2 separate regions of the Homo sapiens genome follow, and region 1 is linked to region 2. Evidence: chromatin loops called from intact Hi-C (ENCODE). Cell type or tissue: ascending aorta. All regions are shown on one strand. Links, peaks and the distances in the headings refer to the core of each region. The heading gives the core; the rest is flanking DNA.

Region 1 (15,755 bases), core at 2,883-10,882, 51 kb after region 2:
ACTGGCTCCGCATTCCTGCTCTTATTTCTCTTCTTCCTTGATCTTTGCTCTGTCCCACCCCCATCTCTTCTGGCTTTTTCTCAGTTGCTTCTCCTGACTGGGAGGGAAAAACAAGCACCTGCTGGCCCACCAGCTCATGTTCCCCCTGCTATGGGGGCTTGCAGAGAGGTGCACCTCCCCTGCCCACTCGGGTGAAGTTCCTGGAATACCCAGGGAGAGGGGGTCGTTGGAAGTTAAAACTGGCGGCTTGCTGCGATGACTAACAGCCACCTGCGCTTGCCATTCTTGTGAGTCCATCTATTTGTGGAATATGGAGCTGTTTGGGGTATATTTGTGCATGTGCTAAGTCTTTACTTATAGGAGCACATTTAAAAGAGTCGGAAATCCAGTCTTTGAAGAAACATGTAATATTAGTTTGCTAGGGCTGCCATAACAAAGTTCCATACATTGGATGGCTTAAACAATACAAATTTGTTTCACAGTTCTAGAGGTAAGCAGTCCAAGATCAAGGTGTCAGCAGGGATAGTTTCTTCTGAGGGCTGTGAGGGAAGGGTCTATTTCAGGACTCTCTCTTTGGCTTGTAGATGGCTATTGATATACTTTAGATATCTGTCCCCACCCAAATCTCACATTGAAATGTAATCCCCAGTATTGGAGGTGGGCCTAGTGGGAGCTGTTTGGGCCACAGGGGTAGATCCCTCATGGCTTAGTGCTGTTCTCACCATAGTAAGGTCTCACAAGATCTGGTTGTTTAAAAGTGTGTGGCACTTCTCACCCCCTTGCTCCTGCTTTTGCCACGTGAGATTTCTGCTCCTACGTCACCTTCTGCCATGATTGGAAGCTTCCTGAAGCCTCCTCAGAAGCTGAGCTGATGCTAGTGCTATGCTTCCTGTACAGCCTGCAAAACATAAGCTAATTAAACCTCTTTTCTTTATAAATTACCCAGCCTCAGGTATTCCTTCATTGCAGTGCAAGAACAGCCTAACAGCTATCTTCTCCCAGTATATCTTCACATCACCTTCCATGTATGTGTGTGTCTTTATATTTTCATATGGTGTTTTGTTCTGTTTTGTTTTGTTTTTTTAGGCAGAGTCTTGCTCTGTTACCAGGCTGGGGTGCGGTGGTGCAATCTCGGCTCACTGCAACCTCCGCCTCCTGGATTCAAGTGATTCTCCTGCCTCAGCCTCCCGAGTATCTGGGACTACAGGCTCATGCCACCATGCCTGGCTAATTTTTGTGTTTTTATTAGAGACAGGGTTTCACCATGTTGGCCAGGACGGTCTTGATCTCTTGACCTCATGATCCACCTGCCTCGGCCTCCCAAAGTGCTGAGATAACAGGTGTGAGCCACCACGCCTGGCCATGGTGTTCTTATAAACACCAGTCATATTCAATCAGGGGCCTACCCTATTCCAGTATGACCTCATCTTAACTAACTCTATCTGCAACACCCCTATTTCCAAATCAGGCCACATTGTGGGGTACTGGGGATTGAGACTTCAACATATAAATTTGCTGGGGGGACACAATTCAACCCATAACATATGTACTATAAGTCTACTGCATGCCAGGCACTGTGCCAAGCTCCGGGGATACACTTTTGAACAAGAAAGACAGTTGCTACTCTCCTTCATGTTATTTGAGAGTAAAGAGAAAAATGACACAATAAAAAAGTAACCAATATGCTGTGATAGGGCCCTGAGAGGGACCGTGGGAGAACAGAGGAGAAGCAAAGAACCTCACAGTGGAGACCAGGGGAGGTCGCCCTGAGCAAGTCAGGTCAAAAGCCTGAAGTCTGAAGGAAGATAGGAGTTTACCAGGGAAAAGGTGGGGTGGAGCAGACGGATCTTCCAGGTGGAGGCAACTCAAAGTACCAAGGCCAGTGGGGACAGAGACAACAGCAATTCTGTGGGGTTGAAGTAATAGCATGTGCAAGTGTGTCCCAGACATTAAGGAGAGGAGGAAAAGAGTAATGAAGAGACACTGGAAGAAGAATGATGCAGACCCAGTAAGCCCACTGAGGAGTATGGCAGAAACCCGAGGGCACTCGGGAGCCACTGAAGAATGTCGTTTAGGAAATGACATGATCAGATTACATTTTAGAGAAGCCCTGCTGGCTGAGCCTGGAGAGGAGGAGAAGGAAGGAAGACCACTTAGAGGGGCACCTCTGTGCTCCAGATGAGAGATGGCAGTGGCCTGAGCTAGGAGACTAGCAGGAGATGGAGCTCACGGGACTTTGCTGCCTACTGGTCCTGCAGATCCCAGCCCAGGCATCTCAGAGCTCCCAGGGCTTCTCCATGTCTGTGTGCCAGTTTGACACTCATGTCCTCCTCCTATTTTTTATTCTTCAAATACTTGCATGGTATTTACCATATGCCAGGCACTGAGTGCATTAGAAATGCTAATTCATTATGTGCCAGAAAGTAACTATGAAGGAGGTACCGGGAGGCACTGTTATTAATCCATTGTACAATGGGAGGACAAGGTCACAGAGTTAACAGATGACAGTGCCAGGATGTGAATCTGGCTGTCTGGCTTCACAGTTAATACTCTTTTTTTTTTTTTCTTTTTTTTTTTTTTTTTTTGGAGACAGAGTCTCACTCTGTTGCCTATGCTGGAGTGCTGGAGTGCAGTGGCATGATCTTGGCTCACTGCAGCCTCCACCTCCTGGGCCCAAGTGGTCCTCCCACCTCAGCTTCTCTAGTAGCTGGGACATAGGCCCATGCCATCATGCCCAGCCAATTTTTAAGAAAATTTTTGTAGAGACAGAGTCTCCCTATGTTGCCCAGGGTGATCTTGAGCTCCTGGGCTCAAGCCATCCCCCAACCTCTGCCTCCCGAAGTTTTGGGGTTATAGGCATGAGCCACTGCTCTGGGCCACAGTTCGTACTCTTAACCATGACCCTACACTGCCTCTTATGAGGAGGTGGTCCTTTTATCATCACACTCACAAGAGGACCTGGCACATAATAGGGCCTTGATAAATACTTGTTGAATAAATGTTGGTGGTGATTGGATATATATGATGAAAATGGTGGGGGGATGCAGACTGGGGGATGGGGCCCAGTGTCAAAGATGACTTCCAAGACTTTCAGCTTGGGTTGGAGGTGAGGGTATTCGCTGAGTAGAGGACCACAAAAGAGAAAGCTGTCTCTAGGGAATGAGGAAAGAATAAACTTTAAATCTCTATACCAGAGACCTCCATGTGGAGGGGCAAACTGGAACGGCCTGATGGAGCACAGCTCTTCCTACTCCTCAAGCATCTAGAGCCTCAGCCACCCCTCGAAGGTGCATGTCACTCGCTGCCCTGGTGAGAACATCCATCTGAAACATTTTAGGCCTTACCCTGTAACAGCTGAATAACAGCTATTAGCTTTGGACTCTAGGCATTTTTATGAGATCTTAGTTCCAGGGCTTGAGGTTTGGCAAAATGAGCATATTATTCACACGCAAAACAACTGCATTAAAATAGCATTAAGCATCTGGCTTACACTGACAAAACCTAGGAAATTCAGAATTATGGTAATAAGTCTGTCCTGAGTTCACCCCCAACACTATGCCTGGTGCTGCTCCATTAAGTGTGGAGAGAAAGGTCCCCACTGGGCAGAAAGAGCCAGACCAGGGAGGTGGAAGGCAGGACAGGTGAGGGAAAAGAAGAGGAGGAGGAGTTGGGAAAAGAACACTGGGGCAGGGGCTATGGTCCCCTGACCCAGGCCTGCCACATGGCGTATGGTGATGTAGCCATGAAGTGCTGGCCCCCAAGGCCACTCCTCTGATCCTAGAGCCAGGCGACACTTGCCCACCCCAGGCACCGGCTCCGCTGGTCTGAGACTCCCTCCTAGAAGCTGATGAAGATGAGACACATTTGCCCCATGGAGTCGAAGCGTCTTTCAAGTTTGCATCCCCGCAGACCTCAGACACAGGGAGAACTAATACGCAGGTACATTTCTCCCCACTGAATTTCCATTTTCTTGAAAAGAATTAAAGAGAAAGAAGCTTGATAACAGATGAACAAAAAGCATTGTACTGTGTTCGAACATGGCAACATGGCTGATTATAGCATTAGGGCATCACTCTGTTAAGGATATTTGAGAATGTAAACAATTTTGATCTGGAGTTCCATTGAGAGTAGAAGAAAAAAGTGAGAAAAAGAAATTCCTTCCTCTTGGTCAAAAAAGAGACCTTTCTCCATTTGAGATGACGTGTAACCATTTGTTCCAATGATTTGTAGTAAAATCAGTAATTGGTTCTTGGGATGCATTTTGGGAAAAAATGTCTATAATTCCAGAATTCACCAAGGTAGTTTCTGTAAGAACTTCCTCTAATCTTTTAAAATAGTTAAGTATAATCCAAGAGCTCAAAAATGGGCCACGTTCTTTTTAAATACAATAAATGTGATCTCAGTCTAACCAACTTTGAGACGACAAAAATACGGTCCTTGGGGAAGCTGTATGAATGTAGCATAAGTGTCAGGGTGGCAGAGAAGGTGAGACACACCTACGTTTACAAGAACCCCAAATAACCTTTGTAAAATAAAAATGAAATGTCAATTCCACAAATTGATTGCCCTCTTCCAATAGTTTTCAGATTTCTTTAACCTTTTCACCTCCCGATCTCTCAGTGATTAACAAATCTCTTCTCTTTGCCCTACAATTACTATACACCAGAATAATAACCCAAGTAAATAAGCTCCTTTAACCCTTCCAATAATCCTATGAGGTAGCCACTCTTGATCATGGAATGATGTCATTTATCATTATGATACATAATGACATTAGGTTACTTGACCAAGGTCACACCACCAGTAAATGGAGGAGCTGGGACTGGAACCCCACGTGTTCCGTTCCAGAGGTTGTTCTAAGCACACTTTGAGTTCCCACGCCACCTGCCACCACCACATGTAATTTAAGCGGAGATTAGTAGTCCATCCCACCCAGACCTGGGTTGCCTGTAAAACCCAGCTGAGGACATCCAGAGCTGTAGGGGTCCTGATCCCTCTGGAAGTCCCCATCTTAGAATGAGAAACCCTGTTCTCTGTCAAACCAGCCAAGAGACAGAAAAAGGAGTTGTGTTCATTTCTAAATTGTTAAAAATGGTTCTGAAGGCCCATTTCTTTTATTCCTCCTCTTAAGTGGGAAAACCAAAAAAATTCTATGCTACCAGGTGAAAGCTGAGCCAGGCATAAAACACAAGAAAACTCAGGCTTTAGAAAACGACCTGGCAATCACTTTTCCAATGTGCTATAAAATCTTAATAATTCTGAGTAAACTGGCCCAAAATGCATGAAAGTGCAGAACAGCTGGAAGTTCAGGGAAAGTCATTTGTGTGCTCTTCTTGTCACTTAGCAAAGCAGGAACAACCTTGGCTCTGTTGTGTAGCTATTTAGATGTCACAGCCATGAATCCCTGACTCTCCATCAGAGGCCACTGGCAACACCTCCCCTTTTTTTGTTGTTTGGAAGAAAGAGATATAGGAGAAGTTGTTCAAATAAAATGACTGTTTGGGGTGGGGAACGGAGAGGCAGTGTAAACATGGCTAATAACAAGCGCAGAGAGAAACTCAGGACACAGTGACATCAGCAGAGCCAGGCATCTCAAAGCCGGTGACAGTCTGCACCAGCAGATTTCTTGTGGAGCTCTAGATATTTCTGTTCTGACTGGAGTCTTTATTTAACAGTCTTGATGAGTGCATTAACTGTGACTTAACTCTGAGTTTGAACGAAAAGTACAAGTATTTGACGTGTTTCTTGGCGACACCTTTTGACAAAAGGATGCATATATCCCTAGTTTTGTGCTAGAATTCTTTAGTGGGGACTCTCTGGAACTAAAACATCCTCTTTGGAGGTTAAATTTTAAGCCTTTTCACAGCTTCTCTATCCCACAGCCTCCTCTCTGCACATACACTCATGCACACACGTACATAGAAGCACCAACCCCGGGGGCGGACTCGCTTAGCCTAGATGCAAGCTGCTGGCCTGTGCACAGTGTATTTTCCCACAGGACAGAGGCAGAGGGAACCCAGTGGGACCAACACAGGAGGCCTAAGTTGGGTCTGAGGTCTCCCAACCTCCCAGAAAATGTTTCTCCTGGATCATGCTCTTTGGTTTCTTTCCTTGTTTGTTTTCTACTTGAGCGGCAGGGACGCAAGAGAAATTGACAGAAGAAAGAAACCGCCTGAGCATCAGACACAGGGGTGATGGGAAATGAAAATGATTTATAGAGTTTCGTTGGCCTCCACTCTCGCCTTTTCTGCTTTTTGTAGCTCAACATCCCACAGGTGTGAACACAGCAAACTATGTAGCCCTGTTTTATTGTGTAATTAAATAACACCCTACACTGAGTCAAGCTGAGTTGTGAAACCTCAAGGTTCGGAACATCAGGTAGAGGATGTGGGGAAATGCCTGCCGCCTGAGGTCACTGGGTTCATTTTCCTGGCACCAGTAGAGGTGAGGCAGCTGCCTTGTAATCAGCTCCTCCTGGAAATTACTACACCCACACAAACATTTGGGTCCCATGGAAACGGCAGGAATGCGGTCTGGTCTAGGAGCCTGGAACTGGGGCCTGAACATCTAGATTGGTTTGGCCCCACCACCGACTTCCTGTGTTGTCAGTTTACACCTCGACACCACAGTTTTGCCTTTGGAAACACCAAAGAGAGGGTCCTGCAAAGAGCAAATCTGCGGGAATGGTGTGAAAGCTCTCTATTTGCTTAGGATGCTTTAGCTTTGTTCCCGCCCAAGGCAGGAAAAAAGATGAAATGACTAACCCTATTATTCTACTCTGTAATTCTGCTACTGTGCTGAAAGGCTTCGCAGCGTCTTGCCTGTGGTGGGAGTTTGGCAGAGAAGACCTCCACAGCCCTTCCAACTCTGAGATTCACAATAGTCAGTGACTTCACTGAAAACCATGGAATTGCATGCTGTCATCACTGGAGAGGGCAGGCCATTCTGAATGGAAACACTCTTATTGGGCATTTTTAAACGTAGGCAGTAGACAAACATTCCTTTGTTGCTTTTCTCAGGAAAGAAATTACTTTCTGAAGACAATGGCAGGCACATTTAATAGAAGACACACAGGTAGCTTCAGCTAAGAAATAAAAAAAAGGCCAGGAACAGTGGCTCACGCCTGTAATCCCAACACTTCGGGGGGCCAAGGTGGGTGGATCACCTGAAGTCAGGAGTTCAAGACCAGCCTGGTCAATATGGTGAAACCCCATCTCTACTCAAAATACAAAAATTAGCCAAGCGTGTTGGCATGCACCTGTACTCCCAGCTACTTGAGAGGCTGAGGCAGGAGAATCACCTGAATCAGGGAGGCAGAGGTTGCAGTGAGTCAAGACTGCACCACTACATCTAGCCTGGGCGACAGAGCAAGACACTGTCAAAAAAAAAAAAAAAAAAAGTATTCTTGCCTATCCCCCTCCTCCCTACCAATGCACCAAAAGAAAAAGTAGCTTCCCTAGAAAAGAATGTCAGCCAAATATAAGTCAGGATGCTATCAGAGTGTAGAAGACATGCAGGGGAGAGGTGTGAAGGGAGGCAGGAGAGGAGGCTTCTGGGAAGGGCTTCCTCAGGCAGGCGGCTCCTGAGTCAGGCTTTAGGAGATACCAGTAGCATTCACCATCCGGAGGGAGAGAGTGGGTCACAACAGGACAAGGATGGGAGCAAGCAAGCGGATGTGGAAAATTCCATGGGGTAATAGAGTTTTACTTTTTCATCTCTCCAAGAGCCAGTGCTGTGAATCCCCTAGGAAGCACAGATTTATAACTTGGTAGGGACCACTGTTCGGTATAACTTTTTTGTAGTTTAGTTTGTTGTTGTTATTCTGACTCTCACGACATAACGCTGGCTTTGCAGAAAGCACATGTGCAGCCACTGAGTTCACAAATGTGGACTCAGCCACCACCCTGGGCCAGGTACCTGGAAAACACTGGCAATGTCCCTACTGCCATGGAGCTTGCATTCCTGCCTGGGAAACAGACAAATAGGAAATCAGTGAAACAAAGATCAGTTCTGAGAGTGATGAGTGCTTAGAGAAAAATAAAACATGTATGTGATGAAGTGGTGGGGAGGGAGTAACATTCAACAGAGGAGTTCGAAAAGACCTTTCCGAAGTTGTGACACGTGAGCAGAGACCTAAATCGCAAAAGCAGCCAACTTTGCCAAGTAAGATGTGCATTCCAGGCAGAAGGAATGGCGACAGCAGAGGTCCTGAGGAAATGACATCAGTGTGTTCTAAGAACAGAGGGAAGGCCAGTGTGGCTGAGAAGGAGAGTGATAGGAAGGGAGAGGTATAGGGGTGGACACTGGAGGGATAGGCAGGGACCAGATCATAGGGGCCCTTGTAACTGATAGCAAGGAATTGGACTTTATCTTTATCTGTAATAGGAAAGCAAGGTAGGAATGTAGGTTGAATAGGCTTATTATAATTCAACATGGAGACACAGTGATGAATTAGACCCTAGTGAATAATCCTAGAATCTCTCAGAATACCGGTGATATTAGTGAATGGATGACAACTGACTAGAAACCAGATAGGTGCCTGAGATTTATAAGGCAGACAGTTCCATACAGGAATTTAGAATCTTACCAGACTCTAAAACCTTCCACATATATATTTTCCCAAGTATACATACTGTGCCATGAATATCTAAATAACATTTCCCAAGCATGTGTGTGGTCGTGAATGACATCCAAATTTAAAATACAATGCATTCTGCATATTGCATACGGTTTTCTCAGTGGCTCTTCTAAGACACCGTTACTGGTGAGCATGTGCGAATACAGTCTGAAAGGGAGAGAGGAAAATCTCAGCTCTTCTTCCAAACCAGCCGCCATCCTCAGGAGGCCCCCACACCCTCAGGAAGAACCAATCTGCCTGGTCTTATCACTGTGACAGATCGAATGATGGGTATCAAGTCATCATTTCATGGCCAAGATTTTGTCCCAGACTGTAGCTCACTCATTTCTGACAATATGTTGAAAGTGAAATGTGCTTCCTCGCCCCTCCTAACTTCCTTTTACAATTTATGAATTTTGCAGTTTTGCTAAACACAAAAGCTGCTAGAAATTTTCAGAATAAGCCCTTTACACTCAGCATGCAGACGGCAAAGTCTCAAGGGACAGAAAATTATTAAACGTGGGACACACAGAAAGAGATTTAATGTTTTTAGGACCAAAAAGAGGATTATAAAATTCAGGCAGCACAACAAATACCAGCCGAAGCCTAACTGGCCAGGAGTGTGTCATAATTATTCCTAGTCATCAATTCTGATGGATTCTGGGCCCCAGCAGAGAAGTCACTTCATCCTCCATTGTCTAATGGATGCTGATGAAAAGGTTACAGTGCCAGGAAGGTGGTGCTCATCTCTAATCTTGCCTGCCTTGTTCTGTCAAGTCAGAGTTGATGAGAGAGACCCAGGTAACTCATTCTCTTGCTCTTGTCCTGATATCTGATCTCAGGATGGCATTCGAGCTGGTATTTACCATTTGGCCATGTGCCAGGAGTCCTGTATTTTAAAGATCTTTAAGTAGAAACACACATAACTCAAAATGTTAAGCTAGAAGTATCCTATTTTCTCTTCTAAATCTTTCAACTTACAATTTAGGAAACAGATCTAGAGTAAATGGGTAATTTTTTTGAGGCAGCAACAAAACCAGGACAGGAAGTCACACTTCCGTCTACCGAGTTCTCCCAATCCAAAGCTATCTGAAGTGGCTGTTTTAGATTTCCCCACCCACAAGACTTGGCCACAGTTCTCCTAATGCCCAACCCCTTGGCATCACAGCAGTAAAGGGAACTCTCCCTTATTGTGAACATAATATAACACAAGCTCTGAATAAAGAATACAATGTTGCTTTTACCATACTTTTTTCTTCTTCTTTGAAATTATGGTGATTCCTAGTTTATCTTAAATTACACTAGCCCAAACCTTTATCCACATAAAACAAAGCCAGAAATCAGGAAGTAAGCAAGAAAGGCACCTATAGTGAAAAAATAGCTTCTTGTGGTCCACGCTAAAGATTGCAGGATGTCCCATTTGGCCTTTGCTGATGTCTCTGATTCATGTTTAAAACCTTAACAAGCTTGTTTGCAGGGGTTGCAATCTTCCAGGAGCCTGAGAGCTGCCAAGACATAAAAAGAAGAGAAGTTTCTATGGGCCAAGAACCATAGGACAGACCCTCAGAGCACCAACAAAGCACTGCACACAGCCAGGAAAGAAACAACACAAACAAAGCATGAAAAGCAGGCAGAGTTTTAAAAGGAGCATTTCCAGGCTGGCTTACAAACCTCCACAGGCCCAGGAGCAAACTCCATCAATAGCGCGTGGCAGCCGTGGAGGTTTTTAAAGCTATCCCTGACTTAAATATCCAGAAAAGGTTTTCTTTTGGTCATCATGCTTTGAAGAAACAGAGAACTGTGATATATCTTAGCAAGACTGGCATGACTACCACTTAACATGGCGATTACTGTTGAGATTGTATTGTCTCAAGGGTGTAAACACACAAATGAACAAGTAAAACTCCTCAGCTATGTAAAACCCCCAGGGGCTTCAAACGATTCTGGTGTTTCTGAGGCTCTTCTCTTCAGCCTTCCCTGTACAACCAGCCCCAGGCAGCCCAGTGTGCTAGCTCCCCAATTTTTAAGCCAAGAAATGTTAATAGTTTTGGAAAACATCTTAGCTTCAATTACACCTGAATGCAAATTCCCAACCACGTGGGCCTTACACATTTTTGAGGTGTTGCTCACTGCAGTCCTAGCCCTATCTACAACACTCAGCAAAACCCTAAAGGGGGTGGCTGATTCTTTTACTTTTCCACCTAAAACAGCCACCTTCTGTACCCATTACTCTCAGCTTGTTCCCCTTGAAGAGTGATTTGTTTGGTACTTGGATTTTTTTTTTAATTTTATGGTGTCCTACAACATGCTGGTTAGACTAAGCCATTGTCATGTTGACTCTAAAATATTTGAAGAGATTTATTCTGCTCCAAATTTAAGTGACTAACAGCCTATGACACAGCCCCAGGAGGTCCTGAGAACATGTGTTCAAGGTGGCCAGGCTATAGTTTGGTTTTATACCACTTTAGGGAGACATAAGACATCAATCAATACATGTAAGATGTTCACTGGCATGGTCCGAAAAGGCAGGACAACGGGAAAGTGGGGGGAAGAGGGGACTTCCTGCTCATAGGCAGATTCAAACATTTTCTGATTGACAACTGGTTGAAAGTGTTATTATCTAAAGACCTGGAATCAACAGAAAGGAATGTCTGGGTTATAATAAGGAGTTGTGGAGAACAAGGTTTTATAATGCAGATGAAACCTCCAAGTAGCAGGTTTCAGAGAGAATAGATTGTAAATATTTCTTTCTTTCTTTCTCTCTCTCTCTCTCTTTCTTTCTTTCTTTCTTTCTTTTTTTTTTTTTTTTTGAGATGGTGTTTTGCTCTTGCTGCTCACTCAGGCTGGAGTGCAGTGGCATGATCTTGGGTCACTGCAACCTCCACCTCCCAGGTTCAAATGATTATGCTACCTTAGCCTCCTGAGTAGCTGGCAATACAGCTGCCCACCACTATGCACGGCTAATTTTTGTATTTTTAGTAGAGACTGGTTTTCACCATGTTGACCAGGCTGGTCTCGAATGTCTGACCTCAGATGATCCACCCGCCTCAGCCTCCCAAAGCGCTGGGAATACAGGCATGAGCCACCACGCCTGGCCAGCTTGTAAATATTTCTTATCAGACTTAGAGTTGTTCTGCTGGTCTTAGGGCTCTGTGTTGATGTTAATGCTGGTCAGCTGTGCCCGAATTCAAAAAGGGAGAAGTGTATAATGAGGCATGTCCAAATCCCACTTCCCATCATGGCCTGAACTAGTTTTTCAGGTTAACTTTGGAAAGTCCTTGGCTGAGATGAGGCATCCATTCAGATGGTTGAGGGGCTTAGAATTTTATTTTTGATTTTCAGTCAACTCAGCTATATTAAAGCATGCATTACTTTTTTGCTGTCTTTACCCCTCTCCTCCCAATATATTTTTGTGGCTCCTCCTCATAAAAATTTACTTGGAACCCGGAGAATATTATTAAAAAAAAGAAAAAGAAAATAAAAGACTCTCTCCTGAGGAAAAAGTTATTCCACCCACCAAAGTTACAAAACAGGAAATAATGGCTCAGTATGATCCTGGGGACACTCGGGTGCTCTTTTGAAGCTGTTTTCAAATAGGGCGGTTGTTCAAATCCAGAAACCTGGGTCACAAAATCTAAGTATGCAGGAGAAGCTGCCTCCTACAAGAGAAGGAGCCTCCATCCTGGCCTGTTGGAGCGGTCTTACAGGAGAGTCATGAACATAGAAATCAAGTCTTTTCTAATGTCAAAATCATAGACCTTAGGGAAGAAGGAGCTGAAGAGCTCTCCTCACTAGTGGCTGCCCACGAACGAAACCAGCTGCCCAGGGTGGCAATCTGTAAGAGAACAGAATTAATAAGGAAAAAAATGGCACCAATTAATGTGGATTCCATATTCCACTTTTACCTATGAGGCCAAATATAAGCTGGTCTTTTTCTTGCTGGAGTGAACAACCCAATAAAACAGAAAGTAAAAAGAACCAGAAAAAAAAAAAGATGCTCAACAGAATTGGCCTTTCCTTATCAAATAGCTGTTGTTTCTTTCTTCTCCTGTAAGGTAGACACACAAATAGCCATAGCCTAACTCAAACCACTCCACCAAGCCTGCAACAGACTGATAGTTTAGCTAAAATTGTCATCACAGTCCACTGGAATTTTGAAACTAAGTAACGTGGGGTTCGTGTACTGAAAATAAGTGAAATGTGCCATAATCAAAATGTAGAACCCTTTTGTATACCTCCCCAGACAGCAGCATTCTTGGGAAAACTGCAAAAGAATACTGAAGACAGTATAGGAACCAAAGATGATGAGGTGATATTTGACTGGCACGAAAGTCAAGAAAAAATAGTGTTTTTGAACAACACTATGTAACTAGAAATCTAAGTACGTTTTCTCTGCAATAAATGCATGTGACTGACAGAAGCCAGTTATGAGTATGCAGGCATCCAAAAAAAATGTAAAATGAAAGACAATTTCAAATAAGTTACAATGTTATGTTTCTGAAATTAAGCTTCTGGCTAAACATGTTTGAGGAAACAGGGATTTTACTCTACTCCTGTCTCTTAAAACTCATGGAAGAAAACTCTGTCTTTAATGAAACAAAGAAATGGCCATGCCCCGAACAAAACTACTGAACATTTCTACCAAAAATGCTAACGCCTGGTCTCAGGTGGGCAAGGAGGCTGAAGCCCACATTACAGCTCAGGCAACGTGTCAATTTCCCATTGGCTCTGCAAGACAAACTAGCATCCTTTCAGGGCCCCCAGGTAAGGTTGCACAGGTGGTGCCCCGCTAAAGCATGCCTGGCCCAGAGGGTGAATAAAAGAGGCTGGGATAGAGCCCCTTCCATGGTTTCTAAACAAAGCTAAGACAAACCACCCAGAGACACCCATCTGCTCATAAGCACTAGCCAGAGGGGTGCTTTCACCCAAAGAGGAGGCCTTGTAATTCACACTAGGCCCCAAGTGGGCTAATGGCAGCCCTGGGTCTTCACTTAGGGAGAGAAGATCCAGGAGCTGGGCAGGCCATGGATGAAGAAGTGAACTATCCATGTGGCGACCCAGTTCTGCACCCCCAGAATGGCATAGAGTCAGCCTCTGCTGGAGGCCTCTCACCACAGCTGCTCATTCCTTTTCTTGAAGACACATCTCCCATTTATTTTTGGGCCTGAAGAATGAGGGCGTCTCTCAGGAAATTCCCTTAAATAAAAAACAACCTGGTTATATGTGCTTCCTTCTCTCAAATTAAGCAAGCAGGAATAAACTGAGCATAAGTGAAAGCAGGTGAAGGACGTGCATCACAAGGAAAGACACTTCAGCCAGTAAGACTTCAAGCAAAAAAAAAAAAAAAAAAAAGAAGGAAAAGAAAGAAGAAAAAATTAGACAAAAGGAAAAGCAATTATAGAATGACAGAAAACAACTAAAAGTGAACTAACAAATATGCACATTTCAAATTTTGATCAACACTGATAATTGGGTATCTAAAGATGTCCGTCAATATTCTTTTCCGTCAAAATATATGAGAGTTTTCTTACATCCATGCTGACTTGGGGATAGTATCCATCTTTTGAATCTGGAGTAGTCTGTTGGATTTTAAAAAATGGCTTCTCTTATTTTTAATTAGCATTTCTCTGATGATTAGTGAGGTCAAGCAGATTTACATATATTGACTGATCATTTGCGTTTGGCTGCATTCAGAAGCAGCCCCTTGTGCTGGGAATAATCCTTAAAGGGAATGTGAATAACATTTTCAAATGGGGAGAAGCACACTCCGTACTTCTGAGGTCAGACTTAGCTGGCATTTTGGCATGTAGAGTAAGCTCGGTCATGAGGGACAGACTTACTTTTCAGAAAATCTAGAGAGCCAAATTATGTTATGAGGTTTTCTAAATTTGGGGTCAGCCAAAGGCACGGAAAAGAGAAGAAACAAAATCAGAGAAGTCAGAGAAACCTTCCTCAGGTTCAGACAAGGCAGTCTTCTTTCTACCCTGCATGACAGGGATAATCCACCAAAATATCCCTGCCAGCGCCTGAAACTTTGAAAACAATTATATGGGGGTCAGGCTTTGAATTTTCGAAAGTCCATGATTAAGCTACAAATAACCAAAGATTCTTGAGCACTTACTATGCACTAGCCAGTAAATCAAACGTACCATAATTCACCACAGCGTCTGGGTCAGGGAGAGGTGAGAAAATTCCTGACTCACAAATGACTCTGTGAAAAATGAGGATAAGAATGCCCAGTTCATAGAGAGCTATGATAATTACATGAAACACGGTATTTAAAGCACTTTTGCCTTGGACAAAGTTGGTGCTCTGTAACTATGAATTCCCTCTCCCTTTCCTCCAGTTCCCTCTAATAGTTAATGTGTCTTTATCAATCCTCATTAACTAAATGGTGTCCATGACCTGGAACACAGAATGGGAACCTCAGCTGCTCTGGGCAGTGGGGCAGGATGAGATGGTGCATGGGGATGAGCAAAGGGTGAGGTGGTACCTGCACAATCTTCTCACCAGGTGGGATGAACCAGGGGTTATCATACACTACCTGTTTATGAACAGATGCAGTGCTGGATTCTGTATAAGTGCCAGACTAAACATACAAAGCCCTTGAGCATGACATGTACCTTTTATATGCTTTTGAAGAATTTGGAGGGGTGCAAAGGGGCATCCAATCCTGCTTTCTTTGTGGGGCAGTGGGGGTTGGAAGGAGGAAGAAGTGAAATGTGTGTAGGGGATGTTGGGGGGTTAGGAACAATACAGCCCTCTATGGCAGGGAGCAGGATGGGAGTGAGGTGAGAGCCACAGCCGACAGCCAGGCCACAAGTTCTAACTCTCCACTCAAGACTGGGATGTTTTCTTACAGCAAAAACCAAACCTGATACCACCCCAAATTTTTATTTTATCATTAGCATTTTATTTCCTCAAATGTGTTTACTTTGCAGTAACAGTAATGTCAAAATATCCTGGACAAGGGTATCATGCCCAGGACTATTTAAAGAAAGGAACCCTTTGCCGTTTCCACAAACCCCGAAATGGCCTAAAATGTGAGAATTTGCATCAGATCTCACTGCCATGCAAATCAGAGAGTGGCTTGCATGGTGGCCTTATTTATTTTGGTAAATGCGTGGGCAGGGGAGGT
Region 2 (15,755 bases), core at 4,110-12,109:
CAATTTATGAAAGAATACTAACAAAACCTGCAAAGTGGTATTTTAAGTTATTTTGTTTCATTTTTGCTATTGAAACAAAGAAACTGAGAATTTGGTATGATTCAAAAAATGTTTAGGTACAAGAAAAAGAAAAAAGCAAGAAGCACTTGCCAGATTTAACTATAATTCCTAAAAATGATGAACATTTTCATCTTCAGGAACATGAAACATCATCGACTATTCTCTACAGACAACAGGCAAAGGTTCTTACTGGTCCAGTACATACAAGTCCTTCAGGAAGAAAAACATGATTCTACCAGGATTGGGTTGAATAGAGAGAGAATTGCAGTTTAAGATTCATGAGTATGGAAATAAACAGCTCTTATGGCTAATAAACTCTCTATGAACTTTAAAAAGAAAACAAGAAAAAAAAAAGCATGGCTTTTTAAAATCCAAAGTCCTTGCCTTAGGAAGAGACAGGACTAAAGTAAAAATAAATGAAGTCTGTTTGAAACTCATGAGTTGCACACCTCATGTTGCCAGAAGCTGGTTTAAAAAGCAGTCTAGCTGGGATTTCCATGCAAACTCAGCAAGTCATGAATCAACTTGAAGCCTTGTCTCCCAGAGGCCATAGGAGCTGGGTGTGTCCCAGAGATGCTGTGTCCTGATTCTGTGGAAAGGGTGGGGAAGAGAGGTCACTGAGGATGTTTCTGGAGAAAGTTGTGCATGGCTTTCCTTCTTAGCTAGGAGGGAATAGGGGGTGTGTCAGGAGGGTGAATGGGAGAAGTGAGGGCAGATGAGTGGATGTGTGAGTAGTGTTAGCAAGCCAGATTAAACAAACTGCTTGTGGTTTAATCTGATGCTCAAATAAAACACTTTGCCTGTATTTCTAGGTATGGAAGAAGAGAAAGAAAAGCCTAAATTGGAATGAGATCCAAGTCTAAACGCAAGAGCTAGATTGAGCCGCCATTGAAGACTCCTTCCCCTCGGGCATTGGCAGTGGGGGAGAAAAGGCTTCAAAGGAACTTGGTGGCATCAGCACCCCCCTCCCCCAATGAGGACACCTTTTATATATAAATATGTATAAACATAGAATACAGTTGTTTCCAAAAGAACTCACCCTCACTGTGTGTTAAAGAATTCTTCCCAAAGTCATTACTGATAATAACATTTTTTCCTTTTCTAGTTTTAAAACCAGAATTGGACCTTGGATTTTTATTTTGGCAATTGTAACTCCATCTAATCAAGAAAGAATAAAAGTTTATTGCACTTCTTTTTGAGAAATATGTTAAAGTCAAAGGGGCATATATAGAGTAAGGCTTTTGTGTATTTAATCCTAAAGGTGGCTGTAATCATGAACCTAGGCCACCATGGGGACCTGAGAGGGAAGGGGACAGATGTTTCTCATTGCATAATGTCACAGTTGCCTCAAATGAGCACCATTTGTAATAATGATGTCAATTTCATGAAAAGCCTGAGTGTATTGCATCTCTTGATTTAATCATGTGAAACTTTTCCTAGATGCAAATGCTGACTAATAAAGACAAAGCCACCCTGAACCTGACGTCTGCATTGTGCATCTCAAAATCCTAACAGCATTAGTATCTCCTTTTCATTTTTATTACCTGTTGAAAATGGGTTTACTGAACCTGGTTCTTTCCTATAATTTTTGGATTTTAAAAAATGTGAATCTTTTTGATAACTCCAAAACAAATTTTTTTTTTCTTTTTTTCCAGATGGAGTCTCACTCTGTCGCCCAGGCTGGAGTACAGTGGCGTGATCTCAGCTCACGGCAAGCTCCGCTTCCCGGGTTCATGCCATTCTCCTGCCTTCTCAGCCTCCCGAGTAGCTGGGACTACAGGCGCCTGCCACACGCCCGGCTTATTTTTTGTATTTTTAGTAGAGACGGGGTTTCACCTTGTTAGCCAGGATGGTCTCGATCTCCTGACCTTGTGATCCACACGCCTCGGCCTCCCAAAGTGCTGGGATTACAGACATGAACCACCGCGCCCAGCCACAAAATTGTTTTTAAAAAAACTATTTTACAAAATCTTTGACCGTAATTATTTTTAAGATGAAAAATATGTTATATAAATTATAAAATGTTACTTAACACAAATATAAGTATTGATTGCCCAATGTTGAGAGAGATCAACAAATGATATAAAACCATTCACTCCAAAATTATAATTACATTTTAAAATTAAAAAATGAAAAGCATTAAACTTTTTAATTTGAAAAAAATTTAAACTCAAAAAGTTAATTTAAAATTAGTTACATTTAAATGTAATTAAATGCTAAAAATCTCTCTTCCTTCCGTCTCTCTGTCTCTCTCTTTCTCCCACACACATTCACTCTATATGCCCCCCATTTCTGAAAGCAAAATTGATAGAAATATAGAATGCATCTAGCAGCATTACCATATTAGTTTCCTAACTCATGGAGCTGGGACTTTTAAGTAGGAAAGTCAAGCAGAAATCCACCAAAACAGAAAAGCACAGCAATACCACATCCTTGGAATGACTGCTGCAGTTAGTACAGGATCAAAGACTTGAAGGATCCAGAGTTGGTTTCCATCACAACTACATGTATCTTACCTGTCTGACCTCTATTATGGGTTACATTGTGGCACTGTGTCCCCCTAAAATTTATATGTTGAACCCGTAACCCCTAGTGCCTTAGAATATGACTGTTTTTGGAGACAGGGCCTTTAAAGAGGGGATTAAGTTAAAATGAGGCCATTAAAATGGGCCCTAATCCAATCTGAGTAGTATCTTTGTAAAAAGGGGGAATTAGGACACACAAAGGGACACCAGGAATGTACATACACAGAGGAAAGACCATGTGAGGGCATGGGAAGAAGGTTGCCAACTGCAAGCCAAGGAGAGAGGACTCAGAGGAACCAAACCTGCTGACACCTTGATCTTGGACTTCTAGCCACCAGAACTTTGAGAAAATAAATTAATATTGTTTAAGCCACCAGTCAGTGGACTGACATTTTGCTATGTCAGTAACAGCAAATTAATACGAACTGTGTACAAACGATGGATGAATTTTGGAGGATGATAAATTATTGTAAGCTTACTTAGGCGGTGGCTCCACTGATAGCAGTGTTTCCAGAAGTCTTTTTGCTGGAGTAAAACAATATAATCCCTGGGATATCGAATGAAGGTACTAAAAAATTTTTTTTTGTTTTTGAAACGGAGTTTTGCTCTTGTTTCCCAGGCTGGAGTGCAATGGCACCATCTCAGCTCCCTGCAATCTCCGCCTCCCTGGTTCAAACGATTCTCCTGCCTCAACCTCCCAAGTAGCTGGGATTGCAGGCATGCACCACCAAGCCCTGCTAATTTTGTACTTTTCGTAGAGACGGGTTTCTCCATGTTGGTCAGGCTGGTCTCAAACTCCCGACCTTAGGTGATCACCCGCCTTGGCCTCTCAAAGTACTGGGATTACAGGCGTGAGCCATTGCGCCCGTCCTAAAATTTTCTTGTAGTGGGAAAATGGGGTGGCGAGGCTGGGCGCAGAGAGGCTGGGGCTGCGGCTCAGCGTGGGCTCCCCTGGTGCGCAGCAGCAGCTGCGAGGAGCTCACTGCGGTTCTAGCCCCGCCGCAGCTGCTTAGACGCAGGTTTAACTTCTTTATTCAGAAAAAAATGTGGTTCAGAAAAGAACCCAGTAAGGTTGAACCTCGAAGATCAGACACGGCAACAAGTGGTGAAGCATACAAGAGAAGTGCTTTGATTCCTCTGGTGGAAGAAACAGTCTTTTATCTTTCTCCCTATCCTATAAGGACTCTCATAAAACCTTTATTTTTTTACTGTTGGGTTTACAGGCTGTGCATTTGGATCAGCTGCTATTTGGCAATACGAATCACTGAAATCCAGGGGTCCAGAGTTATTTTGATGGCATAAAAGCTGATTGGTTGGATAGCATAAGACCACAAAAAGAAGGAGACTTCAGAAAGGAGATTAACAAGCGGTGGAATAACCTAAGTGATGGCCAGCGGACTCAGGTATCATAGCTGCAAACGTCCTTGTATTCTGTTTGTGGAGAGTACCTTCTCTGCAGTGGACAGTGATCTGATATTTCAAATCTAATCCAGCCTCAAAAGTCCGTTGTTCTCCAATGTTGCTGTCAACATTCAATCATTTCTCCTTATTTCACATGGCAGCAAATATGTATGTTTTGTGGAGCTTCTCCTTCAGTATAGTGAACATTCTGGGTCAAGAGCAGTTCATGGCAGTGTACCTATCTGCAGGTGTTATTTCCAATTTTGTCAGTTATGTGTGTAAAGTTGCCACACGAAGATATGGACCATCACTTGGTGCATCTCGCGCCATCATGATGATCCTCGCAGCTGTCCGCACTAAGATCCCAGAAGGGAGGCTTGCCATTATTTACTTCCAATGTTCACATTCACAGCAGGAAATGCCCTACAATCCATTAACGCCACGGATATGGCAGGAATGATCCTGGGACGGAAATTTTTTGATTATGCAGCACATCTTGGGGGAGCTCTCTTTGGAATATGGTATGTTACTTACCCTCATGAACTGATTTGGAAGAACAGGGAGCCTCTAGTGAAAATCTGGCATGAAATGAGGACTAATGCCCCCCCAAACAAGAGGTGGCTCTAAGTAAAACTGGGATTGCACAGTACCGGTGCACCTGTCTTGTCCTGCCGGAGAGCCCCAGGAGACATCGGCCCTAGAGTGATCATGGCTACGTTCCCGCCTGGAAGACGCCAGCATCTGGCCTCCCACTGTTTTCAGCTGTGTCCCCGGGTCCGTGTCTTTTCAGAAAGTGAAAATGACATAGTTGTGACGTAAAGGTTTACATCTAGTTCGTAAAAAATAAAAAAATAAAAATAAAAATACATTCCTTTTACCTTGCAAGGATAGCAGAATGCCCTCACTATATTTTCTCAAGGCTATTTCTTTGTGTGTTTGTGTATGTGTGTGTGTGTGCATGTGTTATAAATATTTTTAATTTAACTTTTAAGTTCAGAAATAAATGTACAGGTTTGTTATATAGGTAAACTTGTGTCATGGGGGCTTGTTCTATGGATTATTTTGTCACCCAGGTATTAAGACTAGTACCTATTAGTTGTTTTTAATAAATAAACAACAAATATAAAATGATCCTCTCCCTCCTCCCACTCTCCACCTTCTGAATGGCTCCAGTATATGTTGTTCCCCTCTATGTGTCCATGTGTTCTCATCATTTAGCTCCCATTTATAAGTGAGAGCATGCACTATTTGATTTTCTGTTCCTTTATTAGTTTGCTAAGGATAATGGCCTCCGGCTTCATCCCTGTTCCTGCAAAAGACATGATCTCATTCTTTTTTTATGGCCGCATAGTATTTCATGGTGTATATGTACCACATTTTCTTTATCTAGTCTACTATTGATGGGCATTTATGTTGAGTCCATGTCTTTGCTATTGTGAATAGGGCTGCAGTGAACATATGCATGCATGTGTCTTTATAATAGAATGATTTCTATTCCTTTGGTTATATACCCAGTAATGGAATTGCTGGGTCAAATAGTATTTCTGTTTTTAGGCCTTTGAGGAATCGCCGCACTGTCTTCTGCAATACTGGAACTAATTTACATTCCCACCAACAGTGTAGAAGCGTTCCTGTTTCTCCACAACCTCATCAGCATCTGTTATTTTTTTGACTTTTTAATAATACCCATTCTGACTGGTGTGAAATGGTATCTATCTCACTGTGGCTTTGATTTGCATTTCTCTAATGATCTGTGATGTTGAGCTTTTTTTCATGATTGTTGACCAAATGTATGTCTTCTTTTGAAAAATGTCTGTTCATGTACTTTGACCACTTTTTAATGGGGTTGTTTGCTTCTGATAAATTTATTTAAGTTCCTTATAGATGCTGGATATTAGACCTTTGTCAGATGTAGAGTTTGCAAATGTTTTCTCCAATTCTCTAGGTTGTCTGCCCAGTCTGTTGATAGTTTCCTTTGCTGTGCAGAAGCTCTTTAGTTTAATTTGATCCCATTTGTCAGTTTTTACTTCTGTTGCAATTGCTTTTGGTGTATTCATCATGAAATCTTTGCCCAATCCTATGCCCAGGATGGTATTGCGTCAGTTGTCTTCCAGGGTTTTTATAGTTTTGGGTTTTTCATTTAAGTCTTTAGTCCATCTTGAGTTAATTTTTATATATAGTGTAAGGAAGAGGTCTGGTTTCGTCTCCTGCATATGGCTTGCCAGTAATCCCAGCACCATTTATTGAATAGAAAATCCTTTCCCCATTGCTTGTTTTTTTGTCAGGTTTGTCAAAGCTCAGATAGTTGCAGGCATGTGGTCTTACTTCTGCATTCTCTATTCTGTTCCATTGGTCTATGTGCCTGTTTTTGTTCAGTACTGTGCTATTTTGGTTACTGCAGCCCTGTGGTATAGTTTGAAGTCAGGTAGCATGATGCTTCTGGCTTTATTCTTTTTGTTTAGGATTGCCTTCTCAAGGTTATTTCAATCATGGCTTTATATCATGATTTAGTCCACAGTGACCTTGTTTGTCTAACTGTCCCATGGGAAATCAAGTTTCTATTACATTGATTATATCACACTGCTAGAAGAATTCAGCAAGTAACCTAGATAACTTGAGAAGACACAGGCATGCCAGAGGGTAATAGATAAACAGCCCCCTTAAAAAAATTGGGCCATCTACCTTTGTGAAGTTTCTAGGGCTGCAGTGATCTGAATGAGACATATCAATATATGCCCTCTGAAGTAAAATCAAATTATTTCATTTTGCGTGCATTACTACTATGAAAGAAGCACATTGCTTGGTATGTCTTATTAGATTTTGAAGGAAGCATATGTCGCATTGAGTGTGCTGTTCTTATCTCTAGATCACAACCAGAGAAAAATTGAGTTATAAAAATTATAACAAAAAATCTAAAATCATTACAATTTGCTGATGAATGATTTTTTTTTTTTTTTTTTGAGACAGAGTCTCGCACTGTTGCCCAGGCTGGAGTGCAGCGGTGCCATCTCGGCTCACTGCAACCTCCGCCTCCCAGGTTCAAGCCATTCTCCTGCCTCAGCCTGCCAAGTAGCTGGGATTACAGGCGCCCACCACCACATTCAGCTAATTTTCTGTATTTTTAGTAGAGATGGGGTTTCACTATGTTGGCAAGGCTGGTCTCAAACTCCTGACCTTGTGATCCGCATCTATTACTGCCAAAAACCATCTCAAAACTTAGTTGTTTAGAATATTTATTTGCAAATGAATCTGCAACTTGGGCAGGACTTGGCAGCCTGAGCTTGTCTGTGTGCCACTGGTTATCTGCTGGGGTGACTTGAAGGCTGGTGGCAAGAATCCTCTGAAGTTTTGCTCACTTATATGCCCAGTGATTGCTGCTGGTGGTTGACTGAGGCCTCAGCTAAGGCTGTGACTGGAACAACTATATGTGGCCTCTCCACATTGCCTCTTGGCTTCACTCCATGTGACTGTGTGCCTTTTCCATGTGGTTGCTTGGCTTTATCACAATGTGGTGCCAGGATCTTAGCAGGCCCAGATGAAAAGTTTTTATTTAATATAACTTAGAGTCAGAAGTCACATAGTATCACTTCTGCTGCAGTCATAGTCTGACCTAAATTCAAAGTAAGGGAATGTAGATCCCCATGTCTTGATGAGAAACTATCAATGTTACATTGTAAAAAGAATATATGTGATTATGAAATATTGGTGGCTAGATTTGGAAACTACAATCTGTCACACACATCCAAAACAATAAACTGAAAGCTGACTTTGAAATTAAGATAATAAGGTTATAGAGTACAAATATATGCAAATCCATAGTTTTATTATCCATAAGATGTAATGGGATATAATGAAAGGAAAGGACCCTTTGCAATAGCAACAACTTTATGAAAAAATTTTTGAAACTATTAAATGATGCAAAAGAAGGTTTGAAGAAATGGAAACATATACCATGTGCTTAGAAAGCAAGACTATATCATAGATACCAAGTTCCAAGTTAATTTATAATTCAAAAATACAAACCTTTGTTTTTTATTTATATGCTTTGTTTATTTTTGAAACTAGACAAGTTAATCTTTAAGATCATATGTAAAAATTAACAAACAAGAATTGTTAGGAAAGCTCTGAGTTAAAAAAGCAATGAGAAAGAACTAGAAGACTAGCCCAACCAAATATTAAAATATAAATGCCTCATTTAAAAAAGCAGTATGAAATTGACTATGAATACACCAACTAATACAACAAAATAGGAAGAACAATAATAGAAATAAATACATGTGGGAATTTAGAATATAATAAAAGTAGTACCTCAAATCAGCAAGGAAGGAGATAGGTTATTCAATAAATATCATTAGGACAACTGGAAGGTGATCTGGATAAAAAAAAGCTGGGTCTATATCTTGCATCTTTTACCCTGACATATTTTTACAAATGGCTTATCTTCCTAATATATATAGAGATCCTTAAAAAAGAAAGAAAACAATAACCTAATAGGAAAATAATGGCAAGAAAACGTGAATAATTCAGAGAAAAACAAAGTATCTCTTAAACAAATGAAAAGAATGCAACTTCAATCATAATAAGAAAAAATACAAATTAAAGCCACACTGAATATCATTTATATCTATTGGATTGTCATAACTTCTAGCCTTTGACCACGCGTTGTATTGAATAAGAGTATAGACACTTTCATAATTGCTTGTGGAAGTACAAACAGGCACAGTCCTTATAGAAAGGAATTTGTCTATATCTTTTAAAATTGCAAATGCACAAATCATTTGACCTAGCAGTTCTGTTACTCAGAACTTATGCTAACTCCTGTTTCCACATATGTTAAGCTTATTAATTGCAGCAAAGTTTGTAATAGGAAAAAATGGAAACAATTGAAATGTTAATAATAGGAAACTGCTTTTAGAAATTATGATGCCTCCATTTAATGACTACTATAAAAAGGAGGAGCTGTAAAAAGAAGGAAGAAGAGAGAAAAGAAATGATGACATTCTGTGTACTGATATTGAAAATTTTCTAAAAATCTATTTTAAATTCTAAAAAGAAATATGTTGAATAGTGTGTATAGCATGCCGATTTTCAAAAAGGATGGGGGGAGATAAAAGAATGGATTTTTGCTTGTATACACATAAGAAAACTTTAGAAGGATACATAAAAGTGTAAAAAGTTGTCCGTTTAAATGGTAGAGGGGGAAACGGGACTGATAAAATGGAAATAAGAATTGGTGGGAGATTGTTCATTATACATGTTATTTTTTTATTTTTGAAAAACCTAATAATATTACCTGTTCTAAAAAAGGTAGTTAATAATCTTAAAACTAATTCTTTGAGGAAGGAAAAGTATGTTAAAGAGGAAAATTTAAAAGGGATTGCAATTTATTCAGGAAATAATGACACAATACCTCATAATTAAACTTAATGAATGTGGCCAAAGCTGTACACACAAAAAATGTAACCTTAGATTTTATTTTTATACAAAACTAAATGAAGAAAACAAACTACATATTCAGCAGAACAAGTAGAAAACAAAAACAAATCATAGAGAAATATAAGGAAATAATAAAAATAAAAGCAGAAGTTAAATAAGCAGAAAAACAGCAAAATTGATAAATTGATTAATAAATACAGTATCTCACCTATAAAAGTGTCAATAAATATGCAAACTAATGACATGTTAACTGGAAAGAAAGAGAGAGAGAGAAACACGAATACTTGACAATATAAACACAGATAGGAAGAAAATGTTTAATTACAGAACGTTTTTTAGCTTCATGGACACAAATTATTAGAAATCAATAAAATGTACAATTTTCAGGGAAAATTGATTCAGTAAGAATTAGAAAGCTTTAATAAGCTTACATTTAGGGAAGACATTTTAATTTTTCATTAACTATCTCCAAAAAAGGAATTGGGTCCAGAGCATTTGATGAGCAAGTCCTTAAAAAATCTTTCAAACAACAATTCTTGTGTTATTTTAAATGTTCCAAGATTGCAGAATGATGAAACACTTCCCAAATTACTTTTCAAAGTTAATATAATCCTTATAAAAGCCAACAAAGAAAAAAATGTACTTGCTTTAACTAAAATATTGGCAACATAAATTCAACACTAAATACGTTTTCATGTCTAAATAGTTCTATGCTAAAAATTCAAGGATGGCTTAATAGAATTTTCATTAACACTACTACCTCAATAATGCACAAAAGAAAAAAATCATGATATTCTCTATAGTTGTTCTAGGACATTTGAGAAAATTTAACATTGATTTATGATAATATTAGTGAAAGAAAAATATAAAAATATCCCATATCATTATAAGAAATAGCCATCTAAAACACCAAAGGCTTTCCCATTTAAAGTCAGAAATGAGACAAAAATATCCACAACACTGTTATTGTTCTTGTTTTTCTGAGGAGTTGGGGATGTCAGATCTAGCTTCAAATGAGTTATATTTTTACCTTCAATGAAGCATCATTTTTCCATTTTTAGTTGACATGTAATAATTGTGTATATTTATGGGATACAGTGTGACATTTTGATACATGTATACGATGTATAATGATCAAATCAGGGAAACTGGCATATTCATCACCTCAAACATTTATCATTTCTCTGTGTTTGAACCTTCAAAATCCCCTCTTCTGGCTTTTTTAAAATATCCAATAAATTATAGTTAACTATATTCATGCTGCAGAGCTTCAGAACACCAGAATTCATTTGCCCTATCTAGCTGTAATTTTGTATCTGTTAACTAACCTCTCCCCACGCTCCCCTCCCTCTACCCTTCCCAGCCTCTAGTATCCATAATTCTAACTCTTTTCTTCCATGAGCTGAATTTTTTTGTAGCTCCTACATATGAGTGAGAACATGCAGTATTTCTCTTTCTATGCCTATTTCACTTAATGTCCTATAGGCTCATTTATGCTACACAGATGGCAGGATTTCATTTTTTGTGGCTGAATAGTATTCCCTTGTGTGTGCATGTGTGTGTGTGCGTGTGTGTGTATGTGTGTGTGTATACACCATATTTTCTTTATCCACTCATCTGTTGATGGACATTTAGGTTGCTTTCATATCTTAGCTATTGTAAATAGTGCTGCAATAAATATAGGGATGCAGGTATCCCTTCAATATACTGATTTCCTTTCCTTCAGCTAAGTACCCAATACTGGGATTGCTGGCTCATATGCTAGTTCTAGTCTTAGTTTTTTGAGATAGCTCCATACTATTTTCCATAATGTCTGTACTAATTTACAGTCTCACCAACCGTGTATAAGAGTTACCTTTATTCCACATCCTTGCCAGCACTTATGTTTTGTTTGTTTGATAGTAGTCATTTCTAACTAGGGTGAGATGATATTTCATTGTGGTTTTGATTTGCATTTTCCTAATGATTAGTGATGTTGAGCATTTTTTATATGTTTGTTGCCCATTTGTATATCTTCTTTAGAGAAATGTTTATTCAGTTCCTTCGCCCACTTTTTAATCAGATTATTTGTTTCTGGTGTTGAGTTGTTTGAGTTTATGAGTTCACTGTATAATCTAGATATTAGCCCATAGTCAGGAAAACAGTTCGCAAACATTTTCTCACATTCTACAAGTTGTCTCTTCACTCTGTTGTTTTCTTTGTTGTGAAGAGCTTTTTTAGTTTACTATAATCTCATTTGCCTATTTCTGCTTTTGTTGCATGTGCTTATGAAGCCTTAACCATAAAATCTTTACCTAAATCAATCTCCTGAAGCATTTCACCTATGTCTTTAATTTTAATTGATTTTTGTATAGGTAAGAAATAAGAGTCTAGTATCATTCTTCTGCATATGAATGTCCAGTTTTCCTAGCACTGTTTATTTAAGAGGGTGTCCTTTCCCCAATGTATGTTCTTGGTGCCTCTATTGAAAATCAGTTGTATGTTTCTGGGTTCTATGTATGTTTCTGGGTTCTCTAGTATGTATGTTTCTGGGTTCTCTAGTCTGTTCCATTGGTCTGCATGTCTGGTTTTGTACCAATACAATGCTCTTTTGGTTATTATAGCTTTGTAATATATTTTGAACTCAGGTAGCATGATGGCTCCAGCTTTGTTCTTTACGTTCACTATTGCTTTGGCTATTTGGGGTCTCTTGTGGTTCCATATGAATTTTAGGAGGTTTTTTTAAAAATCTATTTCAGTGAAGAATATCATTGGTATTTTGATAAAGGTTGCATTGATTCTATACATTGCTTTGGGTAGTATGATCATTTAACAATATTAATTTTTCTAATTCATAAGTATAAAATTTCCATTTGTTTATATCCTTTTTAATTTCTTTCAAGTGTTTTGTAGTTTTTGTTGTGGAGTTTTCTTACTTCCTTGGTTAAATTTATTCTTATGTATTTTATTTTTTGTAGTCATTATAAATGGGATTGCTTTCTTGATATCTTTTTCAGTTAGTTTGTTATTGGTCTATAGAAATGCTATTGATTTTTCATGTTGATTTTGTATCACACAACTTTACAGAATTTGTTTATCAGCTCGAAGAGTTCTTTGGTAGAGTCTCTATGCTTTTCTATAAATAAGATTAGGTCATCTAAAAATGGGGACGATTTTATTTCCTCTTTTCCAATTTGGCTGCATTTGCTTTCTTTCTCTTGCCTAATTTCTCTGGCTATGATTTTCAGTAGCATATTGAATAAGAGTGGTTAAAATGGGCATCGTTGTCTTGTTCCAGTTCTTAGAGGAAAGGCTTTCAGCTTTTTCCCATTCAGTATGATGATAGCTGTGGGATGGTAATATATGGCCTGTGTTATGTTGAGGTATGTTCCTTCTAGGCCTCTTTGCTGAGATTTTTTTTTTACTTTAAGTTCTGGGATACATGAGCTGAACGTGCAGGTTTGTTACATAGGTAAATATGTGCCATAGTGGTTTGCTGCACCTATCAACCCACCACCTAGGTTTTAAGCCTCACATGCATTAGGTATTTGTCCTCATGCTCTCCCTCCCCTTTCCCTCCACCCTCTGACAGGCCCCAATGTGTGATGTTCCCCTCCCTGTGTCCATGTGTTATCATTTGTTCAGCTCCCAATTATGAGTGAGAACATGTGGTGTTTGGTTTTCTGTTCCTGTGTTAGTTTGCTGAGGATGATGGTTTCCAGCTTCATCCATGTCCCTGAAAAGGACATGAACTCATTCTTTTTAATGGCTGCATAGTATTCCATGGTGTATATGTGCCACATTTTCTTTATCCAGTCTATCATTGATAGGCATTTGGGGTGGTTCCAAGTCTTTGCTATTGTAAATAGTGCTGCAGTAAACATATGTGTGCATGTGTCTTTCTAGTAGAATGATTTATAATCCTTTGGATTGGCTTTGGTAGGGTAAGACTTTTTCTTGTGGGTGTAGCTATAGTGTTGCTTTGGTAGGATATTTTGGCTTTGATTCTGGGTGGCCAATGATTTATAATCCTTTGGGTGTATACCCAGTAATGAGATTGTTGGGTCAAATGGATTTCTGGTTCTAGATCCTTGAGGAATCACCACACAGACTTCCACAATGGTTGAACTAATTTACACTCCCACCAACAGTGTAAAAGCATTCCTATTTCTCCACATCCTCTCCAGCATCTTTTGTTTCCAGACTTTAACGATCGCCATTCTAACTGGTGTGAGATAGTATCTCATTGTGGTTTTGATTTGCATTTCTCTAATGACCAGTGATGATGAGCTTTTTTTCATATGTTTGTTGACCACATAAATGACTTCTTTTGAGAAGTGTCTGTTCATATCCTTTGCCCACTTTTTTTTTCTCAGCCCATTGTGGGCTGAGAAATACTTGATATAATTTCACTTCTTTTCAATTTGTTGAGAGTTGTTTTGTGGCCTAACGTGTGGTCTATCCTGAATAATGTTCCATGTGCTGATGAGAATAATGTGTATTCTGCAGCTGTTGGATAAAATGTTCTGTAAATGTCTGTTAGGTCCATTTGGTCTAAAGTGCAGATTAAATCTGTGTCTTTGTTGATTTTCTGACAAGATTAATCTGTCCAGTGCTAAGAGTGGGTTGTTGAAGTCCCCAACCATTATGGTATTGTGTCTCTCTCTTTCTCTCTTTAGCTCTAATAGTATGCACTATCTATATCTGGGTTCTCCGATATTGAGTTCACATATATTTATAATTGTCATATCCTCTTGCTGAATTCATTACTTGATTATTATAGAATGGCCTTCTTCATCTCTTTTTATGTTTTTTGACCCAAAGTCTGTTTTTTTCTGATATAAGTATAGCTATGACTACATGCTTTTGTTTTCTAATTGCAAGGAAAATTTTTACCACTTCTTCACTGTCAGTCTATGTGTTTTCAGGTGATATGAATTTCTTGCAGGTAGCTTATAGTTGGGTCTTTTTAAAAAATCCATTCATCTATCCTATGTCTTTTAATTGGGCAATATAAACCATTTACATTCAAGGTTGTTACTCCAGTCATTTTGTTAATTGTTTTCTGGTTGTTTTATATAGCCTTTGATTCTTTTTTTCCTCTTTTATTGTTTACCTTTACAATTTGGTGGGGATTTGCAGAGTTAATATGTGATTCTTTTATCTTTCTCTTTGTTATCTTCTCTATCAGTGAGTTTTATATCCTCATATTTTTTCACAAAAGTAGATATTGTCCTTTTGCTTTCACATGTAGGAATCCCTTACCATTTCTTGTAGAACTAGTTTAGTGATCATGAATTCCCTCCATTTTTATTTGTCTAGGAAATAATTTATTTTTCTTTTATTTCTGAAGGATAGCTTTGCTGGATATAGTATTTTGCCTGGAAATTTTTTTCTTTAAGTACTTTTACTATGTCATCCCATTCTCTCCTGGGCTATAAAGTTTCTGCTGAGAAATTCACCATTAGTCTGATGGGGACAGTTTTCTCTTGGTGTTTTTAGAATTTTCTTTTTGTCTTTGACTTTTGGCCTCTGGACTATAATATATATGAGAAAACCTTTTTGGATTTAATCTAGTTGGGAACTCTGAGCTTCCTGTATCTAAATGTCTGTATTGCTTGCAAGACTTGGGAAGTTTTCAGCTATTATTTTATTTAATAGGTTTTCTTTGCCTTGGCCCATTTATTCTCCTTCTTAACTCCCAAACATGAGATATTTGTTCACGTTATAGTGTCCCATATGTCACACAGGCTTTCTTCATTCTTTTTAATTTTTTATTCTTTTTCTTTCCTCTTTTTGTCTGAATGGGTTATTTCAAAAGACCTGTCTTCAAGTTCAAAAATTCTTTCTTCGACTTGATCTAGTTCATTGTTGAAGATCTTGATTATATTTTTTTCATTCATGGAATCTTTCAGTTCCAGGATTTCTGTTTGGTTCTTATGCATGATATTTATCTCATTGTTCAATTTCTCATTCCAAACATAAATTGTTTCCCTGATTTCTTTGTATCATTTTTCTGTGTTCTCTTTCATCTACCTGAGTTTTCTTAGGATCAATATTTTAAATTTTTTTGAGGCATTTAATAATTTCTTTTTCTTAGGCGTCTGTTACTGATGAATTATTATGTCCTTTTGGAGGTATCATGTTTCCTTTCTTTTTCATGTTTCTTGTGTCCTTACATTAATATCTGCACATCTGATGTAAAAGTCACTTTACAGTCTCTTCTTCCAATATTATGGATTGGCTTTGGTAGGGTAAGACTTTTTCTTGTGGGAGTAGCTATAGCATTGCTTTAGTAGGATGTTTTGGCTTTGATTCTGGGTGGCCATAGTACTGTAGTCACCATACAATTTA

Evidence for each region. Peaks named below come from ENCODE experiments on the same cell type or tissue, not always from the same donor. Only the 100,000 strongest peaks of a DNase experiment are listed, where the experiment ranks them.
Region 1: a loop joins it to region 2, with 2.2 times the contacts of the local background. A loop is called at or near these places in 7 of 110 quality-filtered maps.

What each region holds. Positions count from the first base shown.
Region 1 is chr6:143,391,175-143,406,929 of GRCh38, forward strand. No RefSeq gene overlaps it. Among named protein-coding and RNA genes, the nearest start is that of ADAT2, 52 kb to the right of the region's middle. In ascending aorta, for the core only: no CTCF peak of the experiment used is centred there; DNase peaks (open chromatin) are centred at 3,768, 6,437 and 9,737; H3K27ac peaks cover 6,513 bases.
Region 2 is chr6:143,338,767-143,354,521 of GRCh38, forward strand. AIG1 (androgen induced 1) reads left to right here. Exons shown (of 6, transcript NM_016108.4): 6 at 873-2,292. The coding sequence ends at 910. It also overlaps the pseudogene PARLP2. Among named protein-coding and RNA genes, the nearest start is that of ADAT2, 100 kb to the right of the region's middle. In ascending aorta, for the core only: no CTCF peak of the experiment used is centred there; no DNase peak of the experiment used is centred there; H3K27ac peaks cover 1,763 bases.